2 separate regions of the Mus musculus genome follow, and region 2 is linked to region 1. Evidence: chromatin contacts called from ENCODE Hi-C data. All regions are on one chromosome and are shown on one strand. The core of a region is the stretch at or near the end of the contact, and the rest is flanking DNA. Distances in the headings are between cores, read along the strand shown. Region 1 holds the start of Hnrnpm (heterogeneous nuclear ribonucleoprotein M). Region 2 holds the start of Psmb8 (proteasome (prosome, macropain) subunit, beta type 8 (large multifunctional peptidase 7)).

Region 1 (5,437 bases), core at 2,122-4,621:
AAAGTACTCTTCACCAAGTACACAATCACTTTTAAAAAGTACAGGAAATAAGAGTAGAGCATGATGGTACACATATGTATTCATAGCACTCAGGAGACAGAGCAGCAGGATTCAAGGCCAGCCTGACCTACAGAGTGAAATGTTGTCTGAAAACCCCAAACAATGGGGCTGTAGAGATGGCTCAGTGGTTAAGAGCACCCATAGTTCCCAACTTCCTGTAACTCCAGCTCCAGGTGATTTGACACCCTTTTCCTGCCTCCAAGCACTGGCACTCACCTGTGTGCATACACAGAACACTTAAAAATAAAAAATAAAATTAGGTATGCAGCTCAGTGGTAGAGTTCTTGCCTAGCATGCAGGAGGTCATCAATTGATCTCTACTATCAAAAACTAAATAAATGGGCTAGAGAGATGGCTCAGTGGTTAAGAATATTGGCTGTTCTTCCAGAGGGCCTGGATTCAAGTAATAGTACCCACATGACAGCCAACAATTGTCTAAAATTCTAGTGCCAGGAGACCCAATGCCCTCTCTTGGCCTCCATGTACATGCATGTTGTGCATAGACACATACGCAGACAAAACATGCATTCTCATAATATTTTTAATAAAAAAAAAAGCAAGCTAGTGAGAAGGTTCACTAGGTAATATACATGCATACTTAACAAGCACGAAAACCTGGGTTCAAATCTTAGTCAAAAGGTGGGAAGAAAAAGACACTCTGTGCTTTTAAAAGAGTTTGTTTCAAGAACTTTGTGATGCAAAAATAACAATTATTTTTCACCCACACTACAAAACTAAGTGCTGCCACTTTCTCAGGTATCCTCCATTAAGCCAGTCTGAGACCACTCAGGTTCTTTCCCACAAGGGCTATTTCATCTGATACTTCCTATGCACATTCTGTCTGTCAAATGACTCAGCCACAAGTTATCTATCTGAATACAGACAGTGGAAATTTAAAACTGTACCATAGGACCGTGTTCTATTAAAAATGCAATCTTTCATATAGAAAGGCTCTAGCGGCATTGCATTCTATATATAGGAAATAATTTTTTGCCCCTGCAACAGGGTTTCTTTGTGTAGCCCTGGTTGTCCTGGGCTCTGTAGACCAAGCTGGCCTTGAACTCAGATAATCACCTGCCTCTGCCTCCCAAGTGCTGTGATTAAAGGCATGCATTACCACTCTGGACAGAAATTAACTTCCTTAAAGCTTTTTAAATAAGGCCCTCTGAAATCCTAGAAAGTGAACCAGACGTGGTAGTACACACCTGTAATTCCAGCAACTGGGTGGAGGTGACAGAAGCAGAGGCGTTGTTCTGAATTCAAAGCCATCACAGTCTACACTGTAGACTCTACAGTTTGCCCAGGCATCTAACTCAAAAACTGAAAACAACAAAGACTAGAAGAGGGAATCTGATCCTACAAGGCATCTCTATGACAAAAGCTGAAAAATCTGAACATGAGACTAACTAAAGGTGCTCAAGTGTAGCTCAGAGGTAAGAGTGCTTGTCTAGCATCCTCAAGACCCCGAGTTCCCAAGAGGATGGAAGGGAAAGTTAAAAATGAGCACACTCCTAAGCTGAGCCTTTCTGGTAGTAAAGAGAGGCCTCTTTATCCTTTTAGTACTATGGGGTGAACCCCAGGACCTTGTGCATCTTGAGTAACTACTCTATTAATGGGCTATAATCTACACACTCATACACGACAGGCAAGTACTTATGTAGCTTAGGCAAATCTTGAGCCGAATCAGCTCTGGAACTCACGCAGCCTCTCCAGTGCTGAATAACACACAAGAACCAGTTAACCAATGGTGTTTTACTTCTCCCTAACTAAGATAAAAGATATGAAATTTCCTCCAGTAACAAAATAGCCATTACTTGGTAAATGCTTCACTAACAAGTGTTTTAAGTACTCTCAACTCCCAGAGTCCTAAAACTTCCCACCTTATACATTTGATGGAAAACAAAAATTCAGAGACATGGGCTGCTGATTTTAGAACCAAAATGTTTCTCCAGACCTCCTCAAGCTGATATATTAGTATATCAGTATGAGGAGAGTTTCACAGGAGCAGAATCTTATGGTTTCCTCCTTGAAGAAAACTTTTTAGGGCTCAGAAAGACCACCCTGTGGTCTGATATTAGGAATCGAATCTAGGGACTTTGGAGTGCCAGGTTATTGCTATGTTTTCATCCCTCTTTTTGAGAGTTAGGGTCTAGCTCAATTTCCCAATGACTAAATGGCAACCTAGACTGAACTCACTCTATATAGTCTGGCCACACTTTGCACTCTGGATCCTGCAGCTTCCCACTCCTCCCAAAAGGCTGGGACTCCTCAGGCCATGCTAGGACACTTATAATAACGAATCAAGGTCCCTAGACAGATCTCCAAGCAGGATTCCAAAAAAGGGATGATGACGTCTGTCTATTTTAATTTCTGAAACCCCGAAGTGGTGCCTCTACCCGAACACTTTAGGTCTGTTGCTAAGGATGAACACTGAGCAAGCAAAGACCATTTCTCCCATTGGTACCAACTGCACTTTAGGAAGTAGGACTATAAAGAGGGGAAAGAACTCCAGCCCAGGAGCCCGGGTCCGGGGCCATTCTAATGGAAGAAGCACTTCTTGCAGAATGAGGGTAACACCGGTGTCTCGGAACCCCGCAACAAGAGTCATGTCGACACCTTCCGGGTCGCGCCGCCGACCGTACACGTGACACCTCGCACGCGCAAGCCTCCCGCCCCTAACTTCTCAGATCTGAGAAACTGAGACAGAATACTTCCACTACTATGGATTGTATGCTGAAGGGTTGAAACTACACAGTCTTAATGGTTCAACCCTCGAGACCCCAGTGAGAGGTGCTGCGGGCCCTGATCTCCCGCAGCCCGCGCGCCATCACTGCTCTGAGAATAAAATACCAGGCCACAGGCCTGAGGCCTCGACGACGCGCTCAGACAGCCAGGAGGCTGAGGCAGCGGAGGCAAGCGCTGTCGGCAGGGGGCGATCCATTAGGCTCTCCTGGCTTCGTCGTCGTCACAGCCTTGGCCGCCCCCAACTCTCGGCAGGGAAAAGGCCTGCGCAGACGCCGCGCCGCCGTGGGAGAAGAGAAAGCGGCCCACAGACCTAACGGAGCTGCGAAGTAACCTGGCTGGAGTTAGAGAAGGATCAATTGCTGTTAGACTACTCACCCCTTCGGGCCCGGAGCTCCGTTGCCGCTCGGCACGCAGGGCGCGCCGCTCTCTTCCTCCATTTTGGGTTCTGTCGCCGCCACTTCGGCTGCCGCTTCGACCCCTGCCGCCATTTTCTCCGCGTCTGGGCTTTGTGTGAGGGAGCGGGCTCTGTCGAGCTGCGCCTGCGCGCTCACGTGACCCCGAACGACCAGTAACGCCTCCTTGTGCGGCGACCGGCTCCCGCTTCCTGCTCGCCTCGGGTCACGCCCCCTGGACGTCAGGCCACGCCTCCTCCAGTGGCAGGCCTCACTTCCCGATGTCCGCAGATACAGTTGGGTTGTGGGACAGGGGGAGAGATATGTGTCGCTCATTCGAACTTACAATACGAGCGCACATACGGACCTAGTCGGTCCAGCTTACTTTATATTTTTCCGTTTTGTTTTACTCATTAGCTTTCTTTTTTGAGGCAGGGTCTCACTATGTAGCCCTCCAGCCTCTCCCTACCTACCAAGTGCAGGAAATAAAGGCAAGCACCACCACGCCTGGCCTTTTCTTTCTTTTTCTTTTTTCAGCAACTTCATATATGTATATCATGTATTTTGCGCTTGCTTGGGGTTTTGCTGTTGTTGTTGAGACAGTTTCTAGCCAATACTGGCCTTGAATGTCTGAGCTGCCGCCTACACCTCTTGAGTGCTAGAATGATAGGCCAGAGGAACCAGGCTAATCAGTGCTAGGAATTGAACCCAGTGATTTGAACATGCTAGCAGTCTATCAACTTCAATCCCTGACCCTATACTGTTCTTTTATCATATTCACCTACCATTGCCCTTTTATTTCCCGCATTTCCACTGTACCTTCTTTCCAACAAGTTCCTCCATGTACCTCCTTGTCTTTGTTTTATGACCTACTGAGTTGGGTTTGCTTGCAAGAGCATAGATTAGGGGTTGATTTATTGGGGCAACTAAATAGGTGGCTACAACACTGAGGAAAATGACACCTCTTTCCTCCAGCATCTACTACCAATAGATCTTCAGGGAAGGGTGAAGCCTCCCAAGGCTCCCCCACCCCAACATGATGAGGTTCTATCTTGTGCAAGTAACCACAACTGCTTTGACAATGTCCGTGGCATGTCAAGGAGAGATCAGCTTTCCTTAAATGGAGAAAAAATATAAAAATTATGTTGGCAGGAATTATTTTTATTGGGGGGGGGATGGAGGGGGAATGATTGAATACAGGCTTTGAGCATGCCATGGCTGGCATGTGGGAATTGATTTTCTCTTTCCAGTAATCAAATTTAGGTTGTCAAACTTGGCAGCAAACATCTTTACCCACTAAGACAGAGCCAACCCTGCATGCAGAATTCTTGACAGGTTAATATCAAACTAAAACTCTCCATGTAATTCAAAGCATTAGAAGAGATGTATAACAGAAACCTCCCTCCCACCCTTTTCCGACTCCTCTTTTCCCCTTCTTTCCCCTCCCTCCCTCCTATTCTATCTCTCCTTACGGCACCACCCTGACACCATTTCCTGGGACCCTACATTCCAAAGTTATGATGAGAAATAGGTACCAAGCTTGGTAGGCCAGAAGAGTGAAGATGCTTGTGTGTTTTTACATAAATTTTTTTTTTATGGATATCAGTTCACCAGTCACCCAAGGCCTGATCACATCAGCTCTGTTCCTCAATCATATTGTTCCAGTCACGAAGTCTCCCAACCTGCTCTTCCTATGGGCCAGATTCCAGCCTCTGAGTCTTTACTTTCTGAAAAATTGACTTCCCCTTGAGTTTCCAGTCAGGGCAGCAAGATACTACCATGCATGAGCCTGTGTACTAGGCAAGAGATGGGTGCAGAAAACAACAGGGAAGACCAGACTGTACTGGACCCACTGGGATGATGAGACTGCTTTTCTGAGGCTCAATTTGCTCATCTGGAAGTAGGGTTAATGAAAGACTCCTGCCAGACAGTAGTAGTACACACCTTTAATTCCAGCACTTGGGGGTCAGAGTAGGTGGATCTCTGTGACTTTGAGGCCAGCCTAATTTACAGAGTAAGTTCCAGGACAGCCAGGGCTACACAGAGAAACCCTGTCTCAAAAACAAAAACAAAAAAAAACCCAGTAAGTAAGCAAAATGCTCTCCAGAAACCACCTTTTAGGGCTGTCCTGCGCATACAATGCAGGAAAATGCCAAGAGCCCTGGGCTGTTACATAATTCAGCATGCAACAAGAACTCAAAAGTGAGCTGGCCCGGCATGGTGGCACATACCTGTAATCT
Region 2 (5,307 bases), core at 278-2,777, 510 kb after region 1:
TTCTCAGAGAAGGCTCTGTCGGCGAGCAGGGCACCCACCTGCAGCTCATGAAGAGAGGAGGGTGCTACCGGGCCATGGTAGAGGCTCTTGCGGCTCCTGCAGACTGACAAGGCCTCTGGACTGCACACTGCGTGCTGTCCCCCTCCTGTCCTCTACTCTGTGTGACAGAGAACCTGGGAGCAAAGATATTACCACACCCACGGAGACAGTTGAGGAGCGGAGGTGCTTGTTACATGAGAAAATGTAAACTCTAGGAGATACCCGGAATTTACCACGAATGTGTTTCCCCGACCCGCTCCCTATTAGACGGGGTTTCAGGTACCTCACACCAACACTGAGCTGCTAAATCTCCGGTCTCCACCCTCCCGGTGCTGAGCTTGTATCACAGCATGCACACACAAACCTGGTTTATGTGGCGTTGTGATAGAATGAGAAGAAACGCCCAAAGTGTACAGAGAGAAAGGACAAGCAGCTTGCAATTAACCAAAGGCATAGGCTGGCATTTGGGTGTTCTATGGGTGTTTGATATTTGTAATAAAACTGGTGTTTTGTACTGTGGCTTCTCCCGTTTCTTAGCTCCCGCAAAGTCCTAGCTGAGTTAGTCAGCCCCCCCCCCCCCCCCAGGACAGTGTCCCGTTCTTCTTCAGAATTCTGTTTTACTTCTGGGTCCATCAGCTTTTATTTCCTGGGGCTCTCATTTCTCTTTACTGCTCACCCACGGACTCCTAGTGCTGAGCTGGACCGGGCGGCAGCCCCTCCCTCTCCGCACCCCAAGGCAGCAGCAACTGCATCTTGGAGTCCTTCTCTTCCTCGCTGAGGCTGGAGGAAGCGCGGTAGCGCCGCGGGTGGGGACCCCAGAAAATCAGACTGGATAACCTCGCCCGCCCGTTCAGATTCTTTCATCTTCTCCTCAGCGGCACACGCCGGGATAATCTCAATGAAATGGATAGGATTAGCCAGTAAATCTCTTCCATTCAGGGAGGGCCCGGTGTGTGACGTCAGCAGTTCCTGGGCAGATAATGTCCATAAAGGTTGCAAAGAAGAGGTGGGGTTGAGGATTCAAGGAAGGAGCGCGCAGCCCTGACTTGCGCGACGTGAGCAGCCCCGGGCAAGGGCGCGTCCTCGTGGGTGGCTCAGGGTAGTGAGACTGTTGAACCAAGAGGGGCCCTAGGAGGGACACATGAAAAGGCCCGACTGAGTCCTCTCCTTGGTTCGTCTTTCTCCGTTTTTTCCTGGTTGTCCCAGGACCTAAAGACCCCTGTGCATCCATTTATCGCATTTTCCAGTTTCTATAAAATGATGCTCATTTATTTGAGTGCTGCCCCCATCCCCAGGACGCACGCCTAGGTGGATCTGCTCAATACTCCTCTCAGGTTCCAACGTTCTAGACAACCTCTTTAGGAGATAGGACCCTATTCAGTCCTCCGCTGTTCCCAGAAGATGCCCCCCCCCGTCCCCCGCCTGTGGGTCTTCACGCACCCCACTGCTAGGCGGCCTCCGAAGGCGCACCTCTTCTTCCACCCCACAGCCCATTCTCTAGCTGGTTTCACTGATGTGGCAGCAGGAAAACTCGTCCCCAACACATTGTTTTAGTTCAGACACCCATTAACTGGGCTCTACTCGGAAAGGGCAGGGGATGGGGGTGGGGGACTGGTTCCCTCCCCTTGGTACTGTGGCTTTCGCTTTCACTTCCTTGTCGCAGAGTCGACGGATCTTCGGGGCCAAGTGGTCATGGCGTTACTGGATCTGTGCGGTGCCGCTCGGGGGCAGCGGCCCGAGTGGGCTGCCCTGGATGCGGGAAGCGGGGGTCGCTCGGACCCGGGACACTACAGTTTCTCCGCGCAAGCTCCGGAGCTCGCACTTCCCCGGGGAATGCAGGTGAGGACTGTAGGGCGTTCTGGAGAGATGCAGGAGGTGGGTGGTGGTGGGTGGCACAGAGGAAGGAGTGTCTGCCTGGGTCTGAGGAGGTGAGGACGCCAGGAGGGGCCGTCCAGGAGAGCAGCATCGAGGCTAGCCCTGAAGAACCAACGTGGAGATTAAGGCATGGGAAGGCGGGAGAAAGGGGTGGGGGAGGGACAGAAGGAGAGAGAGTCACGCACGGAGTTGAGACAGCGAGACTGAGAAGATGGTTGGTGCCAATCCCAAGACACAGTGCACAGACCACCATGCCTTCCACAGACTCACTGCTAACTACTACAGGGGCTGTACAGTTGTCTTGGAAGACCTATGAACTTTGGTGGCCTTACTTGGTCTCAGCAACCCACCCTGTGTGTCCTACGACACATTAGATGGCCTAGGTCTCAAGCCCCTCTACTGTAAAATGAGAGCAAGTTATTAAAATGTGCTTTCGAGAACCAAAGGAGCCACGGATTAGGAAACACCTTGAAGTCGCCTACCATGACCTTTGTTCCCACGTGCTGGAAAGCAGAAAGCTGGTGGGCTTAAATCCTGCTTTTCTTTCTTCGGAGCTACTGACATCTAGAGTCTGCAGACCCCTCCTCACTCTGCCACCCTGCCAGGAGCCTCCTAGCACTGAGGTGCCCCTCTGCCTCTTGCATCTCTTAGCCCACCGCATTCCTGAGGTCCTTTGGTGGTGACCAGGAAAGGAATGTTCAAATTGAGATGGCCCACGGCACAACCACACTCGCCTTCAAGTTCCAGCATGGCGTCATCGTGGCTGTGGACTCCAGGGCCACTGCAGGGAGTTACATTAGTGAGTATGTGTGCTCCATGTGTGCTCCAATGGTCCGACTCGTGGAGCTGTTCCCTCAGTAGAGCAGAAGGCCTGGGCCGAAGTTCAGACAGAGCTGGCATTATAGCACACTGAGGGTGGGGGTGGGATGGGGGGTGAGGGGTGGGTGGGGAGCTGTGGGCTCATTTCTTTGATCTCAAAACTCTTCCAGGCTCCTTAAGGATGAACAAAGTGATCGAGATTAACCCTTACCTGCTTGGCACCATGTCTGGTTGTGCAGCCGACTGCCAGTACTGGGAGAGGCTGTTGGCCAAGGAGTGCAGGTAGGCCGGTTTTATCATCTCATTTGTTCAGCCCCTCCCCCGTCCCCACCATGTCCCAGGTCACTTACACCCCCATCGGGTGATCCATTTTAGCAACCATAAGGGATATATATATATATATATATATATATATATATATATATATATATATATATCTCCTTCATGTGATTAAAAATCTCCCAAATCCTAGCCTGGGTCCCTGCTTATAAACCAGATAATCTGGCAGTCACTTAACCTGCAGGGTGGTATCATTTACTAGGCTTTTAAAATGCGGATCAGAGATTTTAAATTCCCAAACTCTCCTTTACTCTTATGTCCCGTCCCACAAGTCCATACCTTCCAAACACTCATCTCTACAATCCCTGCTCCCTCGTGCTATGGGAGAAAATGAATGCAGGTGTAGCTGCCGCCCCTGAGGCCTCCTTCTCTCTCCTCCTCCTCCTCGATCGATCGTACAGGTTGTATTATCTTCGGAATGGGGAACGCATCTCCGTGTCTGCAGCATCCAAGCTGCTTTCCAACATGATGCTGCAGTACCGGGGGATGGGCCTCTCCATGGGCAGCATGATCTGTGGCTGGGACAAGAAGGTGGGTGGCCTATGTCTGTGAGCCCCCCCCCCCCCCGAGGTGTCTTACCCATTGAACCCTCCCCTCCCCCATGCTTGATCCAGGTTTTGATGTTTACCAAAGTGTGCTGTCTTTTGTTTTTGTTTTTAAAATTCATTTATTTATTTTATGTGAGTACACTCTTGTTGTCTTCAGACACACCAGAAGAGGGCACTGGATCCCGTTACAGATGGTCGTGAACTACCATGTGGTTCAATTCTGGCAGTTGAACTCAGGACCTCTGGAAGAGTAGTCAGGGGTCTTAACCACTGAGCCATCTCTCCAGCTCCCTAAAGTGTGCTGTCTTAACTCAAATATTTCTATGGTGGCATCACTATGTTGCTTGCTCTCCACAAGTCACACTTGCGTCTTGATATGATCAATAAACCAAGTTCAACTCGGGATGGTTTCCCATCTTCTAGGGACCAGGACTTTACTACGTAGATGACAATGGGACTCGGCTCTCGGGACAGATGTTTTCCACTGGCAGCGGGAACACCTATGCCTATGGGGTGATGGACAGTGGTTACCGGCAGGACCTCAGTCCTGAAGAGGCCTACGACCTTGGCCGCAGAGCTATTGCTTATGCTACCCACAGAGACAACTATTCTGGAGGAGTCGTCAACAGTAAGAGACCAATGCGCCCCACAACACCTGGGGAGACCACTGCTCCCCAGCACCTGGGAGGAGGGGGATGTGGGGGGAGCTTAGATTGGGAGCCTCGGGGGAGATGAGTGGAGATGTCAGGTCTGAGAACACTGAAGTTCCAGACAAAGGCTTTCAGTGTGTGTGTGCTTAATGCTCATGAAAGCTGCTTATGCCACACCATTCTGGCAGAGACTTGCCCAAGAAAGGCCTGACGCCATGTTCTTTTCTCAATCGCCCACAGTGTACCACATGAAGGAAGACGGTTGGGTGAAAGTGGAGAGTTCCGATGTCAGTGACCTGCTGTACAAGTACGGAGAGGCCGCTCTGTGATGGCTGCTGGGCAGGCCTCCCCCAGCATTGGTGGCACTGGCTGGCAGACTCAGAGACCTGGGACTACTTCAGTCTTAGGAAAAAGAAGGGCTCAACCTGGGCTGGAGACAAAGCTCTGTTTACCCTCTCGGCCCCCGCACTCACAGATACCTTCTAAGTACAATAAAAGAAAAACGGTTATACATGTCTCTGGGTTGTGGCTGAATGGGGTCAGGCTGTGGGGCCCTTTGGAGGGAGAGCTAGGGCACAAACAGGAAATCAGGCGAGGCTTCCATTGAGAAGGTGTTCGCCAGGTTCTTCCTGGACGCCCTTCCCCTGCATCTCTGGGGAGGACCGTCACCCATCACTTTTCTCTTTGGAGAAGCGTTTTCATTTGGCCCTTCCTGGAGTGTCATGGTCTCGGGACTCCAGTGTGGCCCCTCATGTATGTTTTGGGGAAACTGGGAAGACTTTGTGATGACAATAAGCATGGATGCTCAAGTAACACCTGGGTGACATTGGATAGCGAATGTAAAGTTTGCTGAGGTTCAGTTTCATGTTTCACCCCTGGCTGCAAGGTGCAAGCACAATAGAGAGAGATGAGCAAGACTCTCTGGGGTGGGGGAAGCAGAGGAGAAAGTGAAAGAAAAAATGGAACCCTTGGGTCTTGTGTAAGTGCAGGACTGCTCAGCATAGGAGTGCTCAGGACAGGAGTACTCAGCACAGGAG

The links. A loop is a pair of places that touch in the nucleus more often than their neighbours do.
Region 2: a loop to region 1 is called in a map of T-helper 2 cell, with 5 times the contacts of the local background. The contact joins the promoter of Psmb8 here to the promoter of Hnrnpm in region 1. A Hi-C loop is called at or near these places in 2 of 37 maps with a recorded cell type or tissue (T-helper 1 cell and T-helper 2 cell).

The regions. Positions count from the first base shown.
Region 1 is chr17:33,682,087-33,687,523 of GRCm38, forward strand. It overlaps Hnrnpm (heterogeneous nuclear ribonucleoprotein M), which reads right to left and starts at 3,372. Exons shown (of 16, transcript NM_029804.3): 1 at 3,181-3,372. The coding sequence starts at 3,293. It also overlaps a transcript of Marchf2 not described here.
Region 2 is chr17:34,196,668-34,201,974 of GRCm38, forward strand. Psmb8 (proteasome (prosome, macropain) subunit, beta type 8 (large multifunctional peptidase 7)) reads left to right here and starts at 1,528. Exons shown (of 6, transcript NM_010724.2): 1 at 1,528-1,878; 2 at 2,566-2,713; 3 at 2,904-3,015; 4 at 3,474-3,603; 5 at 4,044-4,248; 6 at 4,511-4,787. The coding sequence starts at 1,732. The coding sequence ends at 4,599. Tap1 (transporter 1, ATP-binding cassette, sub-family B (MDR/TAP)) reads left to right here. Exons shown (of 11, transcript NM_013683.2): 11 at 1-558. The coding sequence ends at 107.